2 separate regions of the Homo sapiens genome follow, and region 2 is linked to region 1. A link is an interaction called in ENCODE POLR2A ChIA-PET data of the cell type or tissue named here. Cell type or tissue: A673. All regions are shown on one strand.

Region 1 (8,000 bases):
GAAAATTTTTGCAACCTACTCATCTGACAAAGGGCTAATATCCAGAATCTACAATGAACTCAAACAAATTTACAAGAAAAAAACAAACAACCCCATCAAAAATGGGCGAAGGATATGAAAAGACACTTCTCAAAAGAAGACATTTATGCGCCAAAAAACACATGAAAAATTGCTCACCATAACTGACCATCAGAGAAATGCAAATCAAAACCACAATGAGATACCATCTCACACCAGTTAGAATGGCAATCACTAAAAAGTCAGGAAACAACAGGTGCTGGAGAGGATGTGGAGAAATAGGAACACTTTTACACTGTTGGTGGGATTGTAAACTAGTTCAACCATTGTGGAAGTCAGTGTGGCGATTCCTCAGGGATCTAGAACTAGAAATACCATTTGACCCAGCCATGCCAGTACAGGGTATATACCCAAAGGACTATAAATCATGCTGCTATAAAGACACATGCACACGTATGTTTATTGTGGCATTACTCACAATAGCAAAGACTTGGAACCAACCTAAATGTCCAACAATGATAGACTGGATTAAGAAAATGTGGCACATATACACCATGGAATACTATGCAGCCATAAAAAAAGATGAGTTCATGTCCTTTGTAGGGACATGGATGAAATTGGAAATCATCATTCTCAGTAAACTATTGCAAGAACAAAAAACCAAACACTGCACGTTCTCACTCATAGGTGGGAATTGAACAATGAGAACACATGGACACAGGAAGGGGAACATCACACTCTGGGGACTGTTGTGGTGTGGGGGAAGGGGGGAGGGATAGCATTGGTAGATATACGTAATGCTAGATGGTGAGTTAGTGGGTGCAGCGCACCAGCATGGCACATGTATACATATGTAACTAACCTGCACATTGTGCACATGTACCCTAAAACTTAAAGTATAATAATAATAAATAAATAAATAAATAAAGATTTTTAAAAAGTACAATTTGTCAATATTTTTCTTTTATGTATCATACTGTTGGTGTCATATCTAAGAAATATTTGCTTAACCCAAGGTCACAAATATTTTTGTCTCATAAAGGTTTTTTTCTAATTTTAGGTGTTTCATTTATAATGTAATGAACGAATTTTTTGAAATGGATATTCAGTTGTTCCCCCACCATTTGTTGAAAAGGCTGTCATTGTTCTCTGAATTTCCTTTGCATTGTCAAAAATTAGTTGTCAATACCTAGGTGGATCTGTTTCTGAATTCTTAATTGTTTGACTTCAAATTCTTTTTGAAATAAAAATATCTTGATAACAGTATCATGTCTTGGTTACTATAACTTTATACTTTTTGAAATTACCAAATATGAATTCTTGGACTTTTAAAATCGTTTTTGAAGTTGTTTTGGTTATTTTTCTCATTTGTATGTCCATACAAATTTTAGAATATATCAATTTGGAAAGAATTAACAATATTAACAATATTGACTCTTCCAAGGGGTATCTCCTCATTTATATTTTTAAAATGTCTCTCAGTAATGTTTTGTAGTTTTCAGTTTAAAGGTTTTGCACATCTTTTGTCAGATTTGTCCCTAGCACTAATATTTTCAATGTATGGTTTACTTTTAATTTCAACATCCCTTTGTTCATTAGTAATAGAACTATGCTTGAATTTTGCATATTGATCTTGTATGCTGTAATATTGATGAAATACCTTAATAGTTCTGGTAATTTTTTGGTGGATTTTTGTGAATATTCTGTGTAGATGAACATGTTATCTTAAATACATATAATTTTACTTCCAATGTCTTTTTGCCTCATGGTACTGGCTCCCATCTTTAGTATAATGTTGAACAGAAGTAGTGAGATCTGACATACATGTCTTGTTCTTGATCTTGATGGGAAAGTATTTAACACTATTAAGTATAATGTTAACTTTCCAGATATTTGTTGGTCCCTTTTGTCACTTTTAAGATGTTTTCCTTTTTTTCTTATTTCACTGAGAGGTTTTAAAATTTGTTTTAAAATCAGGAATGGAAGCTTGATTTTTGTCAAATACTTTTGATGAATCTATTGAGATGATCATATGGTTTTTCTTTTTTTACTTACTAATATGGTGAATTATATTGATTTTTTGCAATGTTAAACCAAACTTTCATTCCTGGTATAAAATATCTTTGGCTGAAAATGCATTATCCTTCTATCTATTTTATTCAGTTTCTAAAATTTTGTTCAGAATTTGAGATTCTATGATTATGAGGAAGAGTGGTCTGTAATTTTGCTTTCTTTAACTGTTTTTGTTTGGTTTTGATATTAATGCAACACTAGTCTTATCGAATGTACTATGAATCTAAAAAAATCTGTGTAGAATTAGTATTATTTTATCCTTAAATGTTTAGTAGAACTCACCTCTGAAGGTATCTGAACTTGAAGTTTTCTTGTAGAAACATTTTTTTACTACAATTTTAATTTATACACATAGTACCATTCAGGCTATTTTTTCTTGAATACACTTTGGCAGTTTGTGTTATTCAAACAAGTGTCTATTTCGGCCGGGCACGGTGGCTGATGCCTGTAATCCCAGCACTTTGGGAGGCCGAGGTGGGTGGATCACCTGAGGTCGGGAGTTTGAGACCAGCCTGACCAACATGGAGAAACCCTGTCTCTACTAAAAATACAAAATTAGCTGGGCATGGTGGTGCATGCCTGTAATCCCAGGCATGGAGCTACTCTGGAGGCTGAGGCAGGAGAATCCCTGGAACCCGGGAGCCAGAAGTTGCGGTGAGCCGAGATCACACGACTGCACTCCAGCCTAGGCCGCAAAAGCGAAACTCTGTTTCAAAAAAATAAAAGTGTCTATTTTATTTAATTTGACTAATCTATTATCATACAGTTGTTTACAATGTTCTCTTAACTGTTGTTTCAATACCTGTAGGATCTCTAGTGGGCCATCTTTCCATTCCAGATATTGGTAATGTGTGTCTTCTCAATTTCCATCTTTTTTCAGATTAGTCTGGCAAAAAGTTTTTAAGTTTTAAAAATATTTTCAAAGAGACAGTTTTGGGTTTCATTGGTTTACTGTCTTCATTTTGTTTTCTCTTTCATTAATGTTGACTGTGTCATTATTTTCTTATTTTTTGTGCATGTTTGTTTCTTAAGGTGGAAACTGAAATCATTGATTTGAACTCTTTAGTGCAGTCAATTTTCCTCTTTGTAGTGCTTTTTCAGTATCCCAGGAATGTTGCTATTTTGTGTTTATATTTGCTATTTTTTTTTCAGTTAAAAATAATTTCTGACCCCAGTGTGGTGGCACACACATGTAGTCCCAGATACTTGGGAGGCTGAGCCCAGAGAATACTTTGAGCTTGGGAGTTCCAATTCCAGCCTGGGCAATGCAACAAGATCCCATATCTTAAAAAATAAATAAATAAATGCTCTTCTATGTATTTTTTGACACATCAGTTATTTAGGAGTCTCTTAATTTCCTCATACTTGGGGATTTTATAGATTAATTTCTACTATTTATTGCTAATTTAGTTCCACCATGGTTAGAGAATACATTGTGTATTCCCTTAATGATTCTGTATTCATTGAGAGTTGTTTCACATACCAAATCTATCTCATGATTTATCTTAGTAAGTATTTCATGCTCATATAAAATAACGTGTATTATGTTATTAGATAAAATGTTCTAGAAATGTTAATTAAGTCAAGTTGGTTGTTGTTATTCAGTTTTCTATGTCTGTGCTGATTTTCTGCCTATTGTCTCTGTCAATTATTGAGTGAGGGATATTAAAATCTCCAGTTGCAATTATAAATTTGTCTCTTACTCATTGTACTTCTAGTTGTTGCTTTATGTATTCTGAAACTCTGCTATTAGGAACATAAACTTTAGGATTGTTATGTCCTTCTGATGAATTGACCACTTTGTACAAAATGACTTTCTGTACATGTAAAAATGGTTAAAATGGTACATTTTATGTACACTTTATATTTGTATACTTCACCAAAATTAAAATAATTGAACATTAAATTGGGTGAAAAAATAATTTAAAATCAATTGTTTGCAAGTGCCTCCCATAATACCTTTCTTTCTCTTTTTGTTCTTAATATACTCTAGATTGTAATGTTATGATTTATCCCTTTCACTTCTGTTGCAGCCTACTATTTCTCCTCTATGAAACATGGAATTTCCTAGGTTTATAGACTATTACCATCCCAGCCTTTACAGTCTAATCTAAACACTCTTGAGTGACTTATCTTAAATTGACGAACAAAGAAATAAAATTGAAACATTCTGTGCTTACTAAGGTCAAGTTATATTTTTAATCTAATTTATACTATTTGCCAATTAAAATAAGGAGCATTGTCTTCATGAAAGAACAATTGATCTGTTAATGATTTTAGGCAAGGAGAAGTTTATTTTATCTTAATCCAGCCTGTAGAAAAGCATTTCCTTTTCTTTTATGTGGTCTAAATTAAGTAAAAACATCATACTCTGAGCAAAGAAATCATGGAATGGGCCCCTTGCTATTGTGTGCTGATGTTAATATAGAAGAGAGACTTCATGACTGGAAGGCATCCATGATATTAAACAGGCCATGGTGCTGTGAAGTGCTGAGAGTGGTCATGCCGAGCAACAGGCCACAGGAATGCAAATCATCCACAAAGCCAAGAGTGGAGCTAGCAGGTGGCCTCGCCCATTCATCTGATGTCAACACTTTATTCAGCTCAGGCCCCTTTAACATCTGGGAAGGCCCACTATAGCTTTTAATTAAGTAGAATGCAGGCCATGCAGTGTTGCCTTCATTTAAAAAAAAAAAAAAAAAAAAAACCCACAGTCACAAAAAGAGGTATCTTCTATACACTGAGGGTCACTCTCCTTATATAAATAAATATGGGCATTTAACTTAGATTGTATGGAGGTTTTAGTTTCACAGATTTTTCCATACATTATTTCAGCATTTTATAGAAAATATTTATTTGGCTTTGGCGACAGATCAAATTTTCTTTTGGGGAAAAATGAGTTCTTTTAGTTCTCATGATTAACATTTCAGACTTTTGAGATATGTCTACTTTAAGGAGTTTTGGGATAACCATAACATATCATTTCAAAATGAGTTTATAGAAGATTAACCTATAGCAGTGGAAAGTGTCAGGTTATGGAATTAAGTCATTTTCTGAGGTCTGAATCTGAAGCCAAAGTCATTTGTAAGTGTAATTCTGTCTGTAAGTGCATAATACATGCACCCACACACATATTGAATATTTCAAGTTATGTAAAACAAGTCACTGTCAAAAACTATTTAAACCACTACTCTTTAAGAGCCTTTTAAGTGTGAAATTTCTTAAGATACTCATCATGTATAGTAAATATTTAAATTAGAAAGGCCAGCCAAGGTACAAAGTATTTAGAAGGTTCATTTAGAATTTCATAACAAAGATCTTATAATGTAATGAGGTTAGTATTTTCCTTCTTTAGATGTCTTTGAAAGGCAAAATTTTGCTTTCAGAGGTAAAAATGTTCAATGTCTTTGTGGGAAAATATTGTTTTCTCTTGGAAATAGGTTAAACTTTCCTATACAAGTAACCAGTTGTTATAAATTCTAAATTGTTAACCATGACATAATTTTTACAGAGTCTAGTAAAGTATTAAGAGAATCACACTAAGAAATCTTGAAATCATAAATCACATTTTTATATCCACATCCTTAAACCTTTGTCTAACATATAATAGGTATTCGATATGTGTTTGTTAAGAAATAAAGGAAGGAAGAAAGGAAGGAAGTGGGGGTGGTTCTAAGTGTTAAAGATGAGTGACAATATAAAACACGAAAATGATACATATCCATAAAATAAACAGAAAGATGAAACTTTCTTCATTCAAAGTCCTAACTTTTGAGCAGATTGTTCAACAGTCTTGAAAATCCAATTTTATCTGGATTTTGACTGACGTCTTATTCTTTTCTGCTAATTTAACCTTCTATCCTTATGTTTTTCACCTTTTTGAATGCAGACACACCTGCAAAACTTCTTCAAGATCTACATCATAGAGTTCCATTCCAGGCATGCTTATTCAGACTGTCCCATTTAGGAGCCTGATATACATACTATCTATGGAAACATTCCAGATGGTTCTCAGGCCCAACAAATACCAGTAACCACCGCTTTAGCAGCACCAAACTAAATGTTTTTCTTTCAACATACTTTTTTTAACCTCTCTATTTTTACTTATACTCTTCCCTCACCCTCAAATGCTCTTTTCTCCTCCTATTTCTAATCGAAGCTTAAGGATTTCTGCTAAGTTACATATCCCTTCCTCCAAAACTAAGGCCCCTGGAAAAATAATTGTTCTCTGACCTCTCCTAAATCATTTCACTTGTAGTTAATAAAGTTGGTTACTCGAGAATATTTTGCAGCACATTAAATTTGATTCCAAGCTCTCAATGTCAGGAGATCCCAATAAAAGCCATTATTAGAGAACTGCTGTAGTCACTAAGGATTTGTAGGTATTTAGGCTGGGTAGACAAGGGTCATCTTGCCTTCGTTGAGAATGCCCAGGCCCTCAGGCTCATTCAAATGGCTCTCTCCATCCATGCAAAATAAAAAAGTCTCAAGCTCTCTAACCATGGCTGAGTGTCCAGGCTCCATAGGCACAGTACAGAGCTATTCCTCTTTAACCCTGGGAGGGAGGGACTCAGGTTTGGCTTAAGTATTTTTACTTACTCAGTTCCTAGAGTGAGTTTCCCAATGGACTTCATCTTCTATGATACAATCTGCATAGGGATTATTATCAAGACATTCCCAGAAATACATAGGAGTTCCTATTTTCCAATCCACTAAAACGGCACCTAGAATTCTGAACACAGATCTATACTTTTGAGCTCCTTTAAGAAGGCAAATGTACCTGCTATATTTTGCTGTCTCTGTGGCAACAAAGATGAACCACAAAATAACCTCTCAACATATTACCCAACCATAGAATTTTTAACCGGTTACATGGATGTTTATTTCTCTATCTAAAATGTCAGTGATCTTGTTTGAGATTTGTAATTCATTCATCTTGAGTTATATACTAAACTGCTTGGTTATGAGCACTGTGCTAAATGCTAGAGATAAGAGGGAAAATAGAAGCTACCAATCCTCACCCTCATGATGCATATAATCTGGTGAACAACTCAAGCAAGTAAACAGGCAATTACAATATAGGATCCTGTGATGTGTACTTGAAAAGTATAGGAGGCTATGGGGGTATATGAGAAGGGCTGTCTAACCAAGGTTTTCACCTTTAGAACATAGTGCCTGTAGATAATTGGTGACTAATGTTTATTAACTGAATAATTTTAGAAAAAAATTTAAAAATACATTATAAATATCATCACTCATTTTTCAAGGTTGATAGGCCTCTATTGTGAAGGCAACACTTTTAAAATTTATGAAACGGAAAGATAATTCTTTCTCCACTATAATATTAAATTATACTGTTTTAATATTTACCTTCAGAAAAGGGGAATGCTGTGGGGGTCTACTGCTATTATCTGGACTATGGGAGGAATAAATAATATAAAAAACCACACTGATGAAAAAATGTCAATGGCATCAGAATTATGTTCAAGTCTCTTGCTAAGAATTAGGAAGACACAGCCTTATGTGCCCAGCACCATTCAGAAAGACTTGGGTTCTTAAGACCTGGAGTCATTCATCTCTAGATTAAGGTCTGATGGTGAGAGGATGTTGAATCCTGGGGCAAATCGATCCTGTGCAAGGTGAGGTGTCCTAAAAGGTGGTGAATATTTGCACAGTACAGATTAGAAGAAAAGCAAGATTAGGTAGAGTCGGGCAGGTAGTACTTGGTTGACAATGGAGAAATCTGACTTTAAAAAATGAGTGTTCCCAGGCCAGGTGCGGTGGCTTAGGCTTGTAAATCCAGCACTGTGGGAGGCGGAGGCGGGCGGATCACGAGGTCAGGAGATGGGGCCCATCCTGGCTAACACGGTGAAACCCCGTGTTTTTCTGTCTCTACTAAAAATACAAAA
Region 2 (8,000 bases), 86 kb after region 1:
GATTCCACAAATGCCCTACAGTTAGGTATTAATAGTATCCTCTTTTAGTAGTTTTTATTAGGCTCTTCTAATTTAAAATAATCACTGAAAATTATATTTTATATATATGTGAAAAAGAAAACCATTGATATCTGGTTCAATGAAAATCATTCAAAGATGATATTTAACCTTAAATTGTAAATTTGGTTAAGAATTATGTATATCTTATGCAAAGTTGCTACTCTAGATACAGAAGTTAGCAATCTTTTAAGAGTAACATATAATGTGGTTTGAAATATGTGCATGATTGACTCTGGCTTGCCCCATGAGAGATGTGCATGTTTTCTTAAAATATTTATTCAGTAAAGACTGTGGAGCAACCTCAGTCCATTATAAAACCTGACCCACCTTAGAAGAAAGGAAAGGAAAGCAAGTCCCCAAAATGGCATCAATGGCATTTTAGCAAATAAACCCTTGCTCTTAACAAAATTTATTTTGGCAGCATAAAAACTTTTGTGTATACTTCCATTGTGCAGAGAACAAGACCGTCAGAAAATGAGACCGTGTCGTATAAGGTTGTGCAGCTGTTGAGAGGGACGGACACAGGGGTTCTTCAAATGTGGAGGTATTGGTTGAAAAAAAAAAAAAGGCTGCATCAATTTAGACAGCATAGGTATCCTCCACAGTTGTCTTACAACCTACTGGGAAAAGTTGTCCAATTCCTACAAGTATTAAAATGGCCATCTGCCTCACAAATGCCACTATACTGAGTTCTACAAGAGAAGGGACTTACAAATAATCAAAGCAGTAAACCTTAAACAAATAAGCATATAGATTTCTCTTTTAAATGCAAACTTACAGTGGCTCTATGCCAGAGTCTATATTTTTTAGAAAAACTCTATCACTGGCATAAATGAAAGAGGCAGTTTGATTTGTGGTCCGAGCAGTTTCCATTCTACTTCCACTGTAACAAATGTATTAATTCAGCTCAGACTTCCTCCTTCTGGCAGCCCTTTCACTGTAAAAAGAGAAATTAGAAGTTCCAGCCAAATACCATACCTTGAACTGACCCACTTCAATACATAAACACTTTTACAACATGTTTATTCAGGTGTAGCACTTGAAATTGGTTTAAGATGTTTCCAGTGACAGAGAGCTTAGCAAAAGAAAAAAAAAAGAACTGAGAAACTTAACTGTTATAGAATAGAATAACTAGCAATCTGTTCTTTAAATTTTTTCATTTTTTTTTTCTGTCTTGGAGTACAACATAAAAAAGTATTTGACGAAGCTTTTATTTTGATATTTTAATGAAGTGTTAATTTAACAGGAGCTAAATTTTAACTTGTATACATTGATGACTGCAGAAATCATTTTTAATGTATGATCTTTCTAATACTGAAATAGGTTGCTGAGAGATGTTCATAAATGGAATACAATAAAATCAATTTTCCATTCATTACAACACACACTGACTCTTTTATAGTTAAATAAGCACTTAACAAGAAGTTCCAAGTTTCCTTTGGGTTGCCAGGGGGTTTCTTTTGTTATTATTCCAAAGACTTTCAATATTTTAATTTTTATCTGTGGAGAAATAATACGGATCTGAAGATTTATGTTCTAAAAACTGAAAAGATGTGTGTATGTTACAAATACGGGTTTCTTGGGTTTTACAAAGGTGGATATTGTATTTGAAGCAAAGTACCCTCCAAACCAATGTGAACTCCCTTTAAAATAACTTTTAATATTATTAAGTTTCCTCTTGGTTTCCTTTTTACTTCAGCAATGGAGTGACTATTAAGATTCCACAAGTTAATGCTTGCTCAGTTACCCTTGGTCTTGAGCTACACCATAGATGCATTAACTATTTGACCTAGTATTTCAGAAACAATACACTTATATTGATTATGTTGACTAAACCTTTTCAAAGACTGAATAGTTATTTTAGTAGAAGTACTGAGAGAAACCCAGACTACACCGTATGTATTAAAAAAAAAGTAAATTCTTTATAAAACTTTATTTGAACTTTTTAAATGATATTATTAAACATACAGTATGTTTTAGATATTGCAAATATATAACTGAAGAAGCCTACCTAAAGCATTTTGATTTAGAAACACATTACCTTTACATGTGTGTATCAACATGGATTTAATTTTCAAAGCTGATTCTTGTTTTAGAGTAGTTTCTAGTTTAAAAACATACATAAAGATGAAGCATTGAATATACAGTGGAAATGAAAATGGGGGTGAGGTAACAAAAAGAACATTAAAATAAAGTATGGTAAGGATACCAGCTTGAGCCCAAGCTTAGTCACCTTAGGATTCAGACACATCCAGGCATAGCTAGAACAGTGATAGATTTGATTCGCCAGGCATATATTTAAAGAAGATTGAGCAATTTTGTGGGCAAGAAGTCATCTTAAGAAAAAGATGAGCTGCAGTGATATTTTTTTAAGTCTATAACTCAGAGTTACTTCTGGCACAGCTTCAATAGATGCATGTTTAACTCCTAGAAAGAAAGGGAATCAAAGAAAATCTAATACATCCCTTTTACCCAAAGTCTCTAAAATACTGGGAAGACAAGGTAGCACTACTTTGGAACTTAGTTAACAGACTGGCAGAAGTGGTGAACAAAGATTCTCTCTATATGAGAAGAATGGCTTCTGAGCAGTTCCACATTGGGTCAGGATGGCAGCAACAGAATGATCTCCGAAATTATCTTCTGTATTAGTCATCAGCATTGACTTCAAAGAGTAGTACCAGCTCAAAGCTGAGCGGAGCAGCAATCTGACAACACTGGGAGTTTTAATGTGCATCAATAACTATACCAAAGCAAAGCAAGAGACAATGCCAGTAATGGGATAAAGTGGCTCCAATTGCAAGAGAAAAATTCCCTTGTATGATATCCATGTCTTGATGTGGACACTGGAAAGAGGGTAGGGATGTGATCTGCTAAATGGATGGGGTGGTAATAGGAGGTAAAAAGCTTGGTTGCTGGAAGCTGTTCAAGCTTAAACACACAAATGGGAGGGAAGAAGAGACAGCAGAGAGGAGATTGAAAGGGTTCTTGAAGGATGTGCCAACATTTCAGTGATCTTGCTGGTGGCAGTTAGACCCAAAGAAACATTGTTTATTCCTAATTATTTCAGGTTTGGGTATCATATAATACTTGGATTATGAAATGAAAGTGGTAATGACTATAACTGTAGGCATCCAGAGTTTGTTATTGACATAGATATTGTCTTTTTGTATTTACAAAAACAAAACAAAACAAAAAACAAACAAAAATATTAAATATTTGCTCGTGAAAAGTTTTTTAAGAAATATTTATACCTTGTCCATCTTATTTTCTCCTCAAAATTATTGTACCAGAATCATAAAGAAACAATTTGAGCAGCAAATATATGGGTATATTATTTTACAGTTTTATTAACTCAGTGAACAAAGATAGGATTGGACTGATATCTTCTAAGAAATTATTATTCTATTCATAAAGAGATCAAGAAGGATGTAGATGAGGCTGGAGCGCTGAACTACTAAATTTTGTCATAATTGGGGCTGGAGATTCAATCCTTCTAGATCTGCTACTCTAACCCAAATGACTTCATATAAGTACTGAGGTTAGTGTATTGTGGTCACATTTGCCTAAGAACACAACTGAAACTATTTCAAATTTATAGTCACAGGGAAGGTAGACTGGCAAACCAAAGCTCTATCCCAGACTCACCGGTTTTGTATTTCAGACCACTCCTTTTGGAAAATATGATTTTCAAAATGTTTATTTCTTTCAAAACAGAGTTATTAAAGGAGATTCTGACATAAAACAGCTCTTCAGACACATGTTGATGTTATAAGGATAAGTGGTTCCAAATATGATCATTGAGTTTCCCTCTAGGATACACAGTTTGAAAAACATTCATTTGAGGATTTATCAGAGTCTAAACGTTGATATCACTTTGAGATGTTAGCATACATTCCAGTTCGTTTTTTTCTCCTCTAAACCCACGGTAATTGACTGCTTAACCCAAAACACCTGTGATGGAACTTGTGCACAAATTATCTTTTCTTCATTTCAAAAATGGCTCTTGCAGTATCCGTTATGGACTCCTTAGCAGTAGTCAAATCAGTGTATTATCTCCCATCCACACATCTATCTGATCTTCACTTATTTTCAACCTGTGATTAACTTTGATTCTGGTACTGTGAAATTATGGATTATATGACTCTAAATTATACTAGAATTCTACCCTTTTTAGAAACTGATCATTTAAAACGTACAGAATTCACCACCCAGCATACAGAATAAATCATTTTTATATGAGATTTTAAGGAATGTGAGGAAGATAGAATCTTGTCTACTTAAATTCTATATATACTTAAATTTACTATAATCTTAAATTAAGTATATTGTAATCTAGCTACAAATTTCAACTTTGTTATACTTTGATGAAAAATTTGCATCTTTTGTAGTTTTATTGTAAAAGCGCAGACCTGTTGCCAGAGTTAAGTATACAGACTTGAAGTATCACAAACAGAAATTTAGCGTTCCTCCTTATTACTTTCTTGTTTTTCAAATGGTTTACATTGCTTTATAAATTCAAACAAAAATAAGGAAAAGTTGGGATTTTAAACTATTTTTTAAGTATTAAAATTTTCTTTTAACTGTAGAGAACAGGATAAGATTTTTGAGTGATTCTTCACAGTAATTCTGGGGTTCTGTTTAACAAATGAGGTTTGGCGTACAATACCTTGGCTGGACTTTTCTCTTCTCTTCTTTTTACTGACATTTAAAAGAGTAATCTAAAAAAAAAGCCACTTTGCCAGTATTATATATTGATAATTATATATTATTGGTAATGTGTGAAAATCAAAGGAAGGGACAAATGTAATAATATGTACAAACAAGCATAGGATTCTGTGGCTCATAAGTAAAGGGGAAAAAAAAGACGGACTGGAAAAATGAAATCCAGGAAGGGCTATTATTAGTAGCAGTACCCTGACACACTGATATGAACTATGAGTTGAGAGTTTTCTGTGGATAAGAAACGTGCTTATGGCCAGGAATGGTGGCTCACGCCTGTAATCCCAGCACTTTGGGAGGCCAAGGTGGGCCAATCACAAGGTCAGAAGATCGAGACCATTCTGGTTAACACAGTGAAACCCCATCACTACTAAAAAAAAAAAAAAAAAGAAAGAAAGAAAGAAAGAAAGAAAGAAACGTGGTTACAACTCCTGGTAACATATAGCAGTAGAAGAAATCCATTTTTCTATATGATTTGGGTATGTTAGGGATAAAGAAGTTTAAAGGGGATAGAGATTTTTTAAAGTGTTGACATTCTTTCTAAAAATTTTGCAGAAGATACTGTCGTGCCCCACAGTTTGATAAAGTGACGGGGCTTAGAAAAGAAACGGGATATTTGGTCAGAAACATTGGCAGGATAACTAAAGTCATGCAGGGGGAGAAACACAAACCCTTGAGAACCCAAGCTCATGAGGGTCCAGGAAGTAGGGCCTGAGGACAGAGAAGCTGAGAACTGTAAAGCAGCATGGCCAGAGGTTTGTGCCCAGTTGTGGAAGCTGTCCAGAATGCTGAAATGTTTTATTGCATGGAGGGCAGGACTGAGGTGATGGAAAATGATTAGTTTCCTTCCATGGGACATCACTCTGAAATGAGGGGCTTGCTGTCTCGGGCATGACAAGCCCAACAAATGTGTTTTACTTGGTCCCTATTTTCAGCCGCTAGAAATATGAATCTCACGCTAGGGATTGTAGTTTACCTCCACAAAAGCACTTACTTTTTAATAGCTCTTGTCTTTATATATAGCACCTTTCCCCTGAGGTCCTATGAACTTTACAGACATCATCTGTCACATGCCCCAAAAAGATTGGTTAGCAGTTGGTCTTATAGCCCTCATTTATTTTAAGAAAGTAGAAACATTCTTTTCACAAAATCATGAGAACAGTGAATTATTTTTCTTCTTCTTCTCCAGTTATTATGTGACTTTTTAAAATAAAAATTATACATATCTTAAATGAAAGAATCTTTTCCTTCAGAAGCCTGGGGGATTTTAGTAAAACTATAGGGAAGCAGAATTTCAGCAGAAATCAACCAAAAACTTTAAAAACTCTTTCTTTGTGTTACAACATCAATGACAAAAAGCTTTTAGATGTCAAACACATTTTAGTTTGTTTCACAGCAGTGAAATTTTAGTATTCTGCATTTTACCTATAGTAATTAAAGTGGTCTTTGAAACTTAGTTACTTGGGAAACTTACTGAGTATCTAAAGGAGATACTCTTTTACCAGCTACTATATTATTCCAAATTTTTTTTTTTTTTTTTTGAGATGGAGTCTCGTTCTGTCGCCCAGGCTGGAGCGCAGTGATGTGATTTCGGCTCACTGCAACCTCAGCCTCCCAAGTTCAAGTGATTCTCCTCCTTCAGACTCCTGAGTAGCTAGGACTAGAGGCATGTGCCACCACACCTGGTGAAGTTTTTGTATTTTTTTAGTAGAGACAGGGTTTCACCATGTTGACCAGGCTGGTCTCAAACTCCTGACCACAGGTGATTCACCCACCTCGGCCTATCATACAGAAAATCTATTTGTTAAATATTTGACCTTCCCTTTTGATTTGTACATGAACCTATCAAATGATCATAGGCTACTTCCAGGATCTTTGGATCAGTCTAGTACCAGCAAAATAGAAGAAAAATAAATTATTCGGCACCTAATAAAGAAAGTGAAAAAAAAAGTGAACTATATTTTCTAAAATATGCAGTAGAGAACTGATACTGAGATACCTAATGTAATATGCCATAGTAACTACTTCTGCAGGAACACATTTTGAATGCTGCTACCACAAAGAAATAATAAACGTTTAAAATGATGGATATGATAATCACTTTGATTTGGTCATTACACTTTGTACACATGCATTGAAACACCACATTGTACCGCAAAAATATGTGCAATATTGTTTCAATTATAAATAAAAAGTAAATTTAAAAATGTGGAGTTTTAGTATTTGGGGCTTATTTTCTTCACATATGAAGGCTGATCATAAAGCATTCTTCTGAGTAGAAGGAAGCAGAATTTTTCTTCACCATTTTTTCATGTATCTGGCTATGGCCAGAAGGCCATCTAGCCTGCCCCACATAAGGGACGAGTTACAAGGTGAAATCTTACACCACCATGATTCCTTGCTGGCCTCCAGAACAAAAGCATCCTGAACCATTTGCATGCAAAATAATAGCTGGTTTCCAAGAGTGTTTTCTTGTGCTCAATCTAGGTCAGCAGTGTCATCTGACCTCATAGCATAAGTACAACTTCCATATTTCTATCAGTTGTGTTACTTCAGAGAAAAATAACGTGAAGAATACTTCTACATATAAACATAACTGGTACCTGAGAGTAATAAGAAGCGTGTCTGAAAGGATCAGGGACATTGGGAATTGAAAAAGCCAATTCAACATTTCTGAAATTAAGAGAGAAGCAACAGCTGCCATGTACTGAAGACAACTATTTTACCAGTTGATTTGTATACATCTTATTTACTCCTCACAGCAAAGCAACTGTTATCCTCTTAAAATAAGGCTCAAAAAAGAGTCAGATTTTTAACTCAGCCTTGTCACACTACTAAAGTAGTATGCTTTTCCTCTAAGTACACAGTAGTCCACTTTTTAGAGATTGGTGAATACTTTCATCTTGGGTTCCTGTATAAATATTTTCACCTTGAGAAGAATGGAGGAAAAATAGCCTGTCAGTGGCATACGTATTGTAGTTTCCAAGAATAATGTTATAGCTGCTTCTTTCGTTAAGTTCAGGATCAGACTTTCCTTAGTAAGTAAGTAGGAAGATGAAGACTCAATACTTCTTATTAGCCATAAGAAGGCAGGTGGCTTCCCCAGTTCCTATTCCACTCTAATTGAAACTTAGATTCAATTACTGTCACACTACAGAGAAATTAGCATACATTTTTAAGGAGTGGGGATATATAATTTAATTGTCAAAGTAGTATTAGTC

Evidence for each region. Peaks named below come from ENCODE experiments on the same cell type or tissue, not always from the same donor. Only the 100,000 strongest peaks of a DNase experiment are listed, where the experiment ranks them.
Region 2: POLR2A ChIA-PET joins it to region 1 with 13 read pairs; 3 of 35 experiments call an interaction of 5 or more read pairs at or near these places.

What each region holds. Positions count from the first base shown.
Region 1 is chr6:55,689,754-55,697,753 of GRCh38, forward strand. No RefSeq gene overlaps it. Among named protein-coding and RNA genes, the nearest start is that of HMGCLL1, 110 kb to the left of the region's middle. RefSeq lists an enhancer at 4,362-4,882. In A673, no CTCF peak of the experiment used is centred here; a DNase peak (open chromatin) is centred at 4,598.
Region 2 is chr6:55,775,306-55,783,305 of GRCh38, forward strand. The region is part of intron 3 of BMP5 (bone morphogenetic protein 5); the gene reads right to left. Among named protein-coding and RNA genes, the nearest start is that of BMP5, 96 kb to the right of the region's middle. In A673, no CTCF peak of the experiment used is centred here; no DNase peak of the experiment used is centred here.